2 separate regions of the Homo sapiens genome follow, and region 1 is linked to region 2. Evidence: chromatin contacts called from ENCODE Hi-C or POLR2A ChIA-PET data. All regions are on one chromosome and are shown on one strand. The core of a region is the stretch at or near the end of the contact, and the rest is flanking DNA. Distances in the headings are between cores, read along the strand shown. Region 1 overlaps LRIG3-DT (LRIG3 divergent transcript). Region 2 overlaps LRIG3-DT (LRIG3 divergent transcript).

Evidence for each region. Hi-C counts contacts between places; a loop is a spot of excess contacts on that map. ChIA-PET counts read pairs that join two places held with the same protein, here RNA polymerase II (POLR2A). Pooled maps may share reads with other maps.
Region 1: a map of mammary epithelial cell shows a loop between it and region 2 (6-fold over the local background). The contact joins two enhancer-like sites. A Hi-C loop is called at or near these places in 4 of 168 maps with a recorded cell type or tissue (Calu3, MCF 10A, endothelial cell of umbilical vein and 1 more) and 2 of 50 pooled maps. POLR2A ChIA-PET finds 5 or more read pairs at or near these places in 6 of 52 experiments (AG04450, BJ, GM10248 and 3 more).

Annotation. Positions count from the first base shown.
Region 1 is chr12:59,078,037-59,083,844 of GRCh38, forward strand. The region is part of intron 3 of LRIG3-DT (LRIG3 divergent transcript); the gene reads left to right. Among named protein-coding and RNA genes, the nearest start is that of LRIG3-DT, 160 kb to the left of the region's middle. RefSeq lists an enhancer at 4,038-4,207. Within about 2 kb of position 1,580, at least 2 of the 41 ENCODE cell types and tissues checked have a DNase peak (open chromatin) inside an H3K27ac peak, as active enhancers do; they include mammary epithelial cell, where a contact is called at or near this core.
Region 2 is chr12:59,037,996-59,043,047 of GRCh38, forward strand. The region is part of intron 2 of LRIG3-DT (LRIG3 divergent transcript); the gene reads left to right. Among named protein-coding and RNA genes, the nearest start is that of LRIG3-DT, 120 kb to the left of the region's middle. Within about 2 kb of position 2,681, at least 6 of the 41 ENCODE cell types and tissues checked have a DNase peak (open chromatin) inside an H3K27ac peak, as active enhancers do; they include mammary epithelial cell, where a contact is called at or near this core.

The DNA.
Region 1 (5,808 bases), core at 330-2,829, 39 kb after region 2:
GGTGATGGAGACAAGGTCATGCTTGCTGATGAGATGAAACTTTAAATGCCTTGAAAATGTGGGAGGTCTTTGTGAGACTAAGCAAGGAATTCCATATAGCACAACACACACAGTGTTAGCTAGCTGCCCACATCTGTGTGTGGCTCAAGCAGAAATAGTGATGGAGTCTCTTAGAGCTAGGGATTGGTTCCCAACGGCCTCAACCCAAAGAGTTATACAAGCTTTGGGGAATAGTTTTAGTGTAATTGCACATGTGGTTCTTTTTTGTGACGTCAATCTAAGAGCCGATTCAACATTACTGAACCTTAGATTTTTGTCTCAAACACTTCTTTAAAAGTTTAGAAGATGCAATATTTCCTTATATCTAGCTTAATGTATTTGTTACATAAGCTTCTATAGAATGAGGTTATGAGAAAACATACTTGATATTTTTACCTAGCAAGTGTTTTAATAATTTGAGGCATTATACTTTATTTTTGTTAACACTTACTGAAAGCTGTCTGTATATTAGACATATAATATATATTTAGTCTCCATGTAAGGTTTAGTGCATTTTATTCCTTTGCTCCCTTTGTTGCTGTCTCCCTTTACTAGAATGTAAGCACTACAAGGGGAAGTTGTTTTGTCTGTTTTATCCAGTGATAAATCCTAAGCACCTCCAATCATGATTGGCTCAGTTAGGTTTTTAATAAATACGTTTTGTACAAATGAACAGGGAGTATACTCAGGGTTTTATAGACATATCCCTTTGAATCTTCATATCAACCCATATAAGCATGTTATGTTTTCATTCCTATTCACTGATAAGGAAAATGAGGCTTTGAGAATTTAAATAACAATTTCTCAAGTCCATATAGCAGATAAATAATCAGCCTGAATTCAATTATTGAACTCTTTCTCCGAACTCCATGTTTCTGATTTCTGGTATACGTTCTCCTCTTAAGCAATTGTGTGTAAAATCTGAGTTGTATGGCTAAAATGTCAGGCTCTCTTCTGGATAAAGAAAGTCCCAGAGGGGAGGAGAAGGGTTGTCATGGTCTCTAGAACCCCAGGGAGTTTCTGGGGTGCATCACTGTCTTTGCCACCTAGTCTGACTGTCAGAAGGCTGGGGAAGAGGTCATCATTTTGAGGTTCCTCTTTTACTTGTCTGACAGTGAAACAGCTATGGAGAAGAAAGAACCAGGCACCTAGTGAAGCATTAAGAAATCATTCCTAGCCCTGTCTCTCGATTTCTTCATCAGCTTGGGTGTGTCTGTGTTCTCGAAAATACACAGGTTTGAACAGAGCATGTTTGTGGTTTGGATTTAAAGAGGAAGGAAAAAAGAGAAAAGGATTGAAGAAAAAGCAAGGCAAATAAAGGAAATGAGTGCTTCCGACACTGAGGAAAAATAAAGTTATAAAAACAAATACTAAGAACGGTATATTCATTAGAAGCTATTCTCCTTCTAGAACAGGAGAAAAATTCTCCATAACATTGGTACCAAAATATGCAGTCAAATCTTCCTAGAACCCTGGGGTCGTGAGTGTTTCACCAGCCACTTGCTGCTGTCGTTCTGATCTGCCTATTAGTCTTATTCGCTTGATCATTCTCCTCTACCTCTCCCTTGTTCTTTTGTTCATGGTTTTGCACCTCTTGAATGGGAAGTCTGAGTGATGACTCAGACATATTAAGACACATTTTATGCATTAAGATTTTTTAAAAATGGCATGTAGACACTAACATCATGCTTTTCCTAAAGACAGAATTACGTTTGCCTGGAATTCTGTGTTGAAAAATCTGAAGATGCACTAATAAATACTTGATGCCTAGTACCTTGACCTTCTCTTTGGGGACCAAGATCTAGCTTGAATATTATCTGTGACCTTTTAGGTTATTTAACTAAACTGAATAATTAAAAGTTTTTTATTGTTCAGTAACCTGAAAGTAGGGTGTGCATTTGAGAGGTGGGTGGAAAGCGAAAAGAATGGACATAAGAAGGTTATTATTTCCCCTTCAAATAACATTCCCAAAGACTCATAACACTTTGATTGCTAGCATGGTACACAACTGTGACTGTCAGCACTGGCTGCCATTACCTGGGGAGATTTTTAAAAAGTGCTTATACTTGGGTCTACCCCAAACAAATTAAATCAATCTCTAGCAGAGAGGCTTGGGCATTGAAATTTTGTGAAAGCTTCCCAGGTGATTATAATATGCAGCTAGGACTGAGAGCCTACCTGGAGTAGAATAAGGATTTCATGCTTTAGAGTCTGATAAGCCTGTATTTCAATTCCAGATATGCCACTTTTTGTGCCAAGTGACATTGGGCAAGTTTTTGAAACTTCCGCAACTTATGTTCTTACTCTATGTAAGGAGCCAGTGTGTCTTCATCAGAGGATCATTTTAAAGATAAGATGAGAAAACATATGTGATATAGCTAGTATAGTACCTAGCATGTAATTGGTGTTTAATAAATTAGGATTATCACCTCTATCATCATCATTAGGCTTGGAAGAGACCATTGTTTCTACAGGTAAACATTACATGGTAATAGAGAAGAGCAGACATGCACTGGAGACCACTCCAGCCATCTGCTCTTTGTCCGATGGAATATATACTATGAGTATTTCTACTACTTTATCCAATCTATCTTTGAGCCACAGTACTGCAATGATCGAAGCTATTCTGACAAGTTTCTACCACCAATGGATAAAGAGTTCTAAATATTAAGACACTTCTTTCAACATTTAGTTTATTCAATTAATTCTGATTCTACTATGCTTTTGGAACCTTCCAATGTGCTAACAATTTTAAAGCACTTATCTTTTTTTTTTTTTTTTTTTAGACGGAGTCTCGCTCTGTCGCTCAGGCTGGAGTGCAGTGGCACGATCTCTGCTCACTGCAAGCTCCGCCTCGCAGTTCACGCCATTCTCCTGCCTCAGCCTCCTGAGTAGCTGGGACTACAGGTGCCTGCCACCGCGCCTGGCTAATTTTTTATATTTTTAGTAGAGACGGGGTTTCACCGTGTTAGCCAGGATGGTCTCGATCTCCTGACCTTGTGATCTGCCTGCCTCGGCCTCCTAAAGTGCTGGGATTACAGGCGTGAGCCACCGCACCTGGCCAAGCATTTATCTTATTATATTGTAGATTTCATCAGCCTTTGGCAATATTAAAAATCAATTTATTTATTTATTTATTATTTATTTTTGAGGCGAAGTCTCGCTCTGTCACCCAGTACAGTGGGGAGATCTCAGCTCAGTGCAACCTCCACCTCCTGGTTTCAAGCGATTCTCATGCCTCAGCCTCCCAAGTAGCTGGGATTACAGACATCCGCCACCATGCCCAGCTAATTTTTGTATTTTTAGTAGAGACGGGGTTTCACCATGTTGGCCAGTTTGGTCTCGAACTCCTGACCTCAAGTGATCTGCCCATCTCAGTCTTGGACATTACAGGCGTGAGCCACCGCATCCAGCCAAAAATCAATTTATCTCAGTAACATGTTCAAAATAGATAGGAAGCCATACCACGTTTTTGCTCCTTGAATCACAACTTGATCTTGAATCCATTGTCATGGATTCTACCTTCCTCTATGTAAACCAGGCATTTCATTAGCTATGGAGGTGCAGACTGGATTAAACCCATCTATAAAACTGGTAAAACCCAAAATACTGTTCACTATGAATGAGACTCACTTGAATTAGTAGTCTTGCACAAAATAAATACCCATGACTATTGAATTGAGAGGCACTACTCTACTGTTTAACAGAAACAAAGTAATTTTCCTAATACTGATTTGTGTACTTAAAAAAATCTACAAATGTGTCAAGGAGAAAGTTTAATCTCCATTTTCCGTATTCTAGGAAGGCAGATAGACTATGACTTTGATAAATGACACCAGTGTTCTCACAGGCACTGTTCCTTAAAATCATTTGTGACTTGTGACCAATAAACCAAATGGATCTACTACATCTTAAACTTAGGATTTACTTTTGAAATCTCTCTCCAATGTTTTGCTTTTCTCAGTGACTCTAGCCTGGCGCTAATCTTCATGGTCTTTTGTCTCTTCATCTTAATCTCTGCACCTGCCAACACATTCATACAATTAATCCAGATATCTTTCCTGGTCCTTTTCTTTCCTTATTCATGAATCTTTAATAACTCCTTGTATTTGTAATAAAATCCAAATCATGTGAAAAAATGGAAAGAGTTTGACTTACTTGAGTTTGGAGATAAACAGATCTGGGTTTGGATCCTGGCTTTGTGGCTTTTAGCTGTGTGAATGTGAGTATATTATTATTTTTCTCTAAGCCTGTTTTGTTATTTGTAAAATAAAGATAAAAATAACTGTCTCAAGGTTGAAATAAGCATTACATGAAATAACTTCTGCAAATCACTTAGTATAGTGTCTGGCCCCTAGTGAAAGCTCAATTAACATCAGTCACTTTTCTGACCCCCTGATTCTAGACCTGACCCACCTTTCCAGTTCTGTCTCTCACTGTGGTCTCCCTCTGTCTCTCACATATCCTTACTTCCCTTCCCTGCCTACTGTCACTGTATACATGTATCTTCCATTCCACTGCTTCTATGGCTTTATTCATCTATATATTCATGGGGTTCTCTTTGTCACAAATGCATTTTTTTGAAATTTCTGATCAGTTCTTCTCTTACACTTTCTTGAGCTTTCTAGTCAAAATTGATCTCTAACTCCCTACTCATAATCCTTGTCATACCTTCACTGATCTTTCTATCTGTCTTCAGATCCATTTCATGATGTTGTTTGCACCCACCTCCTCCACCTGATTACGAGCCCCTTAAGGGCAGGGGCAGGGCCTTTCTCATCTTTGTCTGTACCTGCCCATCTCCCTCACCCCTTCCAGAGGGCTAGGAAAACTTCTTGAAAAGGAAACACTCGAGAATAATTCTGTGAATATATTAATTATTTAGCAAATTCATTGTACTGTTGAAATGATAAAACATTGACATGGGTAGGATGGTAATATGATTATTATTAATTATATAACTAGAAAAATTAATCAAGTCCACCGAGCTCAAGTAACTTCCTAGAGTAATATTATGAAAAAAAATTCTCGTGACTTGAAAGCTGTTATAAAATCCCTTAACAGGCCATGGGGACTAAAGTACACCCAGTAAGCTCACAGCAATACAACACTAAGATTAAGGCAGTAGAAGAAAAATCAAAAGGCAAATTGTTGAGATGCAGGATAATGTGTGCATGACCCAAGAGTATAGGTAATTTAGTTATTCTTATTCTGGCCAGGGGAGCCTGGAGGATAATCATCTCTTCATTCTCACTGTTCGCATTGGCTAGTAGAGAAGTAGAATAAATAGAGGAGAGGACAGAATTCTGAGATTAGTATAAACCAGTACTCCATCTTCTTCGATGGTTTATATTAACCATGCCTTTGTCTTCCTCTTGTTTATATATTTCATGTGTAATAGATCTCTGTAAATAGTACATACTGATTAGGTTTCTCTGTCATATTTTAATTCACTTGATGATGACCTTTAGTTTTTCCATTTAAATATAAAAATATTGAAAACATTATAATTATTTAATGTTTCCACAGTTAGTCACAGGTTTTTTTTTTTTTTCCTGAATCTTTCATTTATGCTTAGTGGATAGGGTTACCAACCAGCCCAGCTGAGATGAAAGGGTTTTCTGGGACATGGGACTTTCAGTGACAAGACTGACACAACTTCTAAGGAACTAAAAAACTGTACCATGCTAAAGGATTTTTCAACTTTTCAGAAAGAACTCTGAGTATTGTTTCTTTTTACAAGGTGTTTGCAATGTAGTTGAGGGAATA
Region 2 (5,052 bases), core at 1,431-3,930:
TTCACTTTTTTAACTGAACTAAGCAGATTTAATGTTTTCCTAAGAAAGGATGCGAAATTCAACTGTTAGCAAGTCACAGATTATTCTAGTTGGCTTATGGTGGACTAAATAGAAACTTATTTTTAAGGGAGTGAATAAAAACATTTTTATTGGATACTTTCTATACTATCCCTGAATCTAAAAGTTTGTGATTTATAGGTTAACTATCCAAATTATATAAATATGAAAATTTTCTCCCTAAACTAGTTCATTAAAGAGTTAAAATGAAATTAACAATCTGACTCCTGCCTTCAGTTTAGCTTCATCTCCAGCTGCTCCTAAGAAGCCCAGCCATCAAGCCAACTGTGACAAGGTTTCTGAAGCTGCCGTGATTTTATAGGGGGTTGCCTCTGCCTGGAATGCCCTTTTCTTCCCCTGTCTGGCTAACTCCTGCTCAGGCTTAGAGAATCAAATCATCATTGCTTCATCTGTGAAGACCTCCACAAGCCCACTCTCACCATCTCTGCTGCATCACAAATGAGGTCTGTCCTCTTCCTTTATGTTCCCAGAGCTTTATACATTTGTCTTTATTTTACCCTGTATTGACTTTTCTAAACTTGCCTAGCCTCCCAACCCTATAAAGCTAGAGATCAATAAGCTATATTTTCAGTTTTTGATCAACCTTCTTCTCTGTCTCTATCACACACAGTTTCCTTCTGCAATTTTCATCTCACTTTCTTCTAGATCTACCCAGTATTGCAGACTTTGGGCTTGTTTCTTCACCTTAGTGTTCAATTTAGCCTTTGAATCACTTGATGCATTTAACTCAATTTCACTCTGAAGTGGATCTTTCTGCTTCAGTCCACCTTCATTGTGATTTCCTAGTCTAGCCTGAACTCTCACCTCTAGCACCTAAATCTACCTTGGATCTACTCGAATCCCAGTAGGATAGGGATGGAGGTAGAAAAGGCAGCTAAGGCATAGCTATAATAGCTAGTTACTTGTCTGTCTTCTCCAATTGACTACAAGTTCTTTGAGGGCAGGACTTTTGTTATTTTAATCTTGGCATCTAGAGGATCTGGCACAGTTCCTAGTACATCGTAAATGCTTGATAAATATTTATAGAATATATACAATTTATGTATTTTTAAAATTACTAAAAGGGAAATAAAATTTATTTATTTGCCACTTATTAATTTTAAAATAAATACATAAGAATTATTTGTTTTATTAAATAAATAAATAAGCTTCATTTATTTGCCATTTATTAAATGACAAACTTGGAGCATGGTATTACTTTGATATTTTAATCACTCCATTAGGAAATGTATTCTTCAACCAGGACAAAGTACGTTTATTTACAAGGAAGCCAGATGAAAGTATATAGATATATTGGTCCAAATGAAGCCCTCCTCTTTCTTCTCTCTGTTCTTTGCCAATGCAGGGGCATTTGATAGCTCTGAGAAACCTACTTTGAAAGCCTACTAGTTATCTAGCAGACTGATTTTCCTGTTTTTTAGTTCTTTATTTGTAACCTGTCACCATCTAGAATGGGGAACTCCAACATGAAGGCTGGCCTCTGGTTTACTTGCTGAGGAGACTAGAATCTGGCCCACAAATTCAGATCCTTCGCTGGCTTACTATTCCCTGTGAACTAAGTTCCTAGATAGCAGTGTCCACCATGCTGATCACTTATATCCCCAGCATTAAGCACAATGTCTATAACACAGTAGATGCTCAATATATGTATTTGTTGAAAGAGTTAATGATAACCTCCAGGGCTCTTGTTTGCCAAACATCTCCTGCTCTGGGTCCTTTGTCATCGGCCATACCCAGCCACTGGGAGACCACTATTCCACTAGGCAAACATTGCATCCTGCACATGCACGCAGACCATCTCTGAACTTTGTATGCTGTATCTGGTGCATCTGGCTGTGCTTTCTGAGCCGATTTCTATAGTCAGTGCTCTCAGTACTGGTTCCCTCTAATGTTCTGGGTTCAAATCACAGGCTACCTATCTCTTTGTTCCCCAAGCCCAAAGTGGTTCATTAACATCTCTTGTCTGTGATACTCTTTTTGATACTGAACATCTCTTAGCACCCAACTGGCCCACCAATGCTGGCTGAATGGAATTAAATTTAAATTTGCATGGCTGCGTGCTCCTCTCCCTGTGTTCTCAGGGACGGTGCTCAGAGGCCCTCTGATGAGATGGGAGAAGAACCTGTCATGGGCTAGGTTCAGGCCTCTGCATGCTGCTTGTGCAATCTTACAGATTCTTCATAAGCTTTGGGATAGGCCAGTTCAACAGGAACCCATGTCCTTAATAGGAAGTTATGAATTTTAACTAAGGTTAAGATTAAATTAATAATACATTAAACCAGATCTGCTTCCTAATTATCATTCTAGGTTGAAGCAAGTTTTTAGAAGTGAGGCAAAGTCAATGATTTCATTCAGATTTTGGATAGCCAGAATTCCAGGAGACCCAGACTCTTCCCTCCCACCTCCCTTCCAAGTCACTCCCTGCTGAAATAAGCCATGGCGGGAAAAGTTGTATTGTCTGTTTTGATATAATTTTTAGATCTCTTCTTCCTAAGTTCATTAAAGCTTTTTTTCCCCCTCCTGTAACAGTACGTTGTTAGCCTTGGGGTTCTGGCCAAGTTCCAATTTGAGCAATTAATTTTATTTCAGTGCTCAGCCCTCCCTGAAGTTTCAGACAGGAAAGGTGCGTTCTTTGTCTTCCTCAGCAAGTCACTCCTGATGGTGAAGCAGCTGTTGCTGCCTTCCCAGAGGAGAGAAGGTTGAGAATTGGTGAGAAAGCTTCCTGGCTCTTTGAGGGAGCTGCTTGCAGAGTGATCTGGGACAAAAGGCATCCTTGGGAATGTGAGGCTTTTTTTCTTTTTTTTTTTTTTTTTAACTACAGCAGTCTCCAAGCCATCCATCACTCCTCTTTTGAACCACTGGCTTAGCACAGAACAAAATGGGAAGTGATTGTGTTTTCTTGAAGAGCTGTTTCTGAATGTGATGGCTTCCTTTGAAGCCCAGTCAAAGGGATGTTTTTATTTTGTTTTTGTTTTCCTGAAATCCCACCAGTTTCCCTCACCTCCTACAAGACCTCACACCACAGCCTACCATCATGCCTGATACCTAAGTAGCTGCCTTCACAGCTAACAAAAGACAAAGAAAACACAGATGCAGATTATTCTAAAGGAGTAAGTTAAAGAAATGAAAGGGGCTTCCTTTTTAAGTTCAAATAGCAAAAGCAACTAATATACTTTGGAAAGCACACGCGATAACACAACACCCAAATTCACTTGGAGAGGTTCCCTGTGACATGCTCTAACAAGTCAGAAATTCAGTAAGTGTAGTTATATCCTGCAAGTGATTTTGAAAAGGTGTAGAGAATAACCCTTTCTAGATGCATACTCTATGTTTTACTTGGCCCAGACAACAGTGTTTGATGGAATGATAATTGGATGTTGATGAAAAACATCAATCATCATTGCATTGTGACTTGAGTTATATTTGTTTAATGTTAAACTTTCAGTTGTGAAATAAACCATTCCGGCTGGGGAACAGATGATTTTGTTTCTAAAACTTCATTCTTTCACTTATTAGGCAAGAGTGAGTCATTCCTTATAACAACTGGGCTTATTGAAAATTCCAGAATTACTCACACAGGTTTGAAGCATTTTTCATGTAAAGAAAACATCCTTTTTTTTTTTTGGTTGCTGACTGTAACTATCCTTTCTAAAGCTCATGGTTCTGGTACAGCCCTATTGCTAATACTGTTATTGTCCAGGCATGCTTTATGTATATTTGTATTCTTCCAAAACAGGTCATCTATACTGTTCTGGGATCAACTACCTTTGTATTCATTTCTTAGTGGCCAATGTCAGCCTCACAAACATACATCTCTACATGCAAACAACTGGTTGCACTCAGCTCCCTCCCAGGTTTAGCCACAATGTAGGAGAAACACTATCTCCTCACCATTTCATTCTTTCCCTTCCTGAGTCATTCCCTGTGGGGAAGCACCAACAAATCCTCACTCTTGTTTTCACCAATTACAAGTCAGTTAACGTTTTATCCCATAGATCACTCTCACATATAAACACTCTGCCTTTGTCAGTTGGTTCTGGATTCCCTACCATGTCCTTACTCCTTTTCCACCATCCAGGGAAATCATTATCTCCATCATTCTATTCACTGCATCATCAGGGATCTTATCTCAGCCTGAAAGTATAAATCTGTTCTTAAATATCTCCCTCACCAGACTGTAAGCAACAAGAGTGAAGTGTTCCCATCTTCATTTGCTCACTGCATAATTTTTTTTCCCTTTTTCCAGTGCCCAGCCTGGAAAATGATAATATTTATTAGATAAAAAAACCACTAGAAAAGCTTCAGGGACTTTTAACTTTCATTACGAAATATACCTTTCTTTCAAGCACCAATAATCAAGATGTTTAAGTTGCATGTAGGAACACAACTTTAATTCCTCATTTATTTAATTTTTTATTTCCTATGTTGCATTAATTAGACATGTGGCAACAATATGATTTCTTTTATTTTTTTTTCATTGAGATAGACATATTTCTGTTACATAGTGTGGCTGTCTTGGTTTTTGTGAACTACTTGGAATGTAACTACAGTCTCTAACATCATTTTAGTGTTGAAAGGAGACTTATTGAGTCGGGCATCATGCTAAGTACTTTTGCACATTTTAATCTATTTCATCCTCACAATAGCTATGTAAGGTTAATATTTTTTATGATCATTTTACAGAAAAAGAAATTGAGGATTGGAGCGGTCAAGTGGCTTGCCAAGGTCACACAGCTAGTTAATAAAGTTGTCAGGAAGATCTGCATGACTTTAAAGCCCATGCTTTCCCTGTTATATGACCTGAATTTTAAATACATGTTTTGAGAACAAGCAAAAAAGACATCCTAATTAAGTTCATTTTGGATTAGTGGGATCAACCTTCTAATGAAGCAAACAATAAAAGCTGCACAGCTCGGTCAACAGTTGAACTAAAACTTTTGTTCACCAGATTGACCATTAGTTTGCACTGACCAA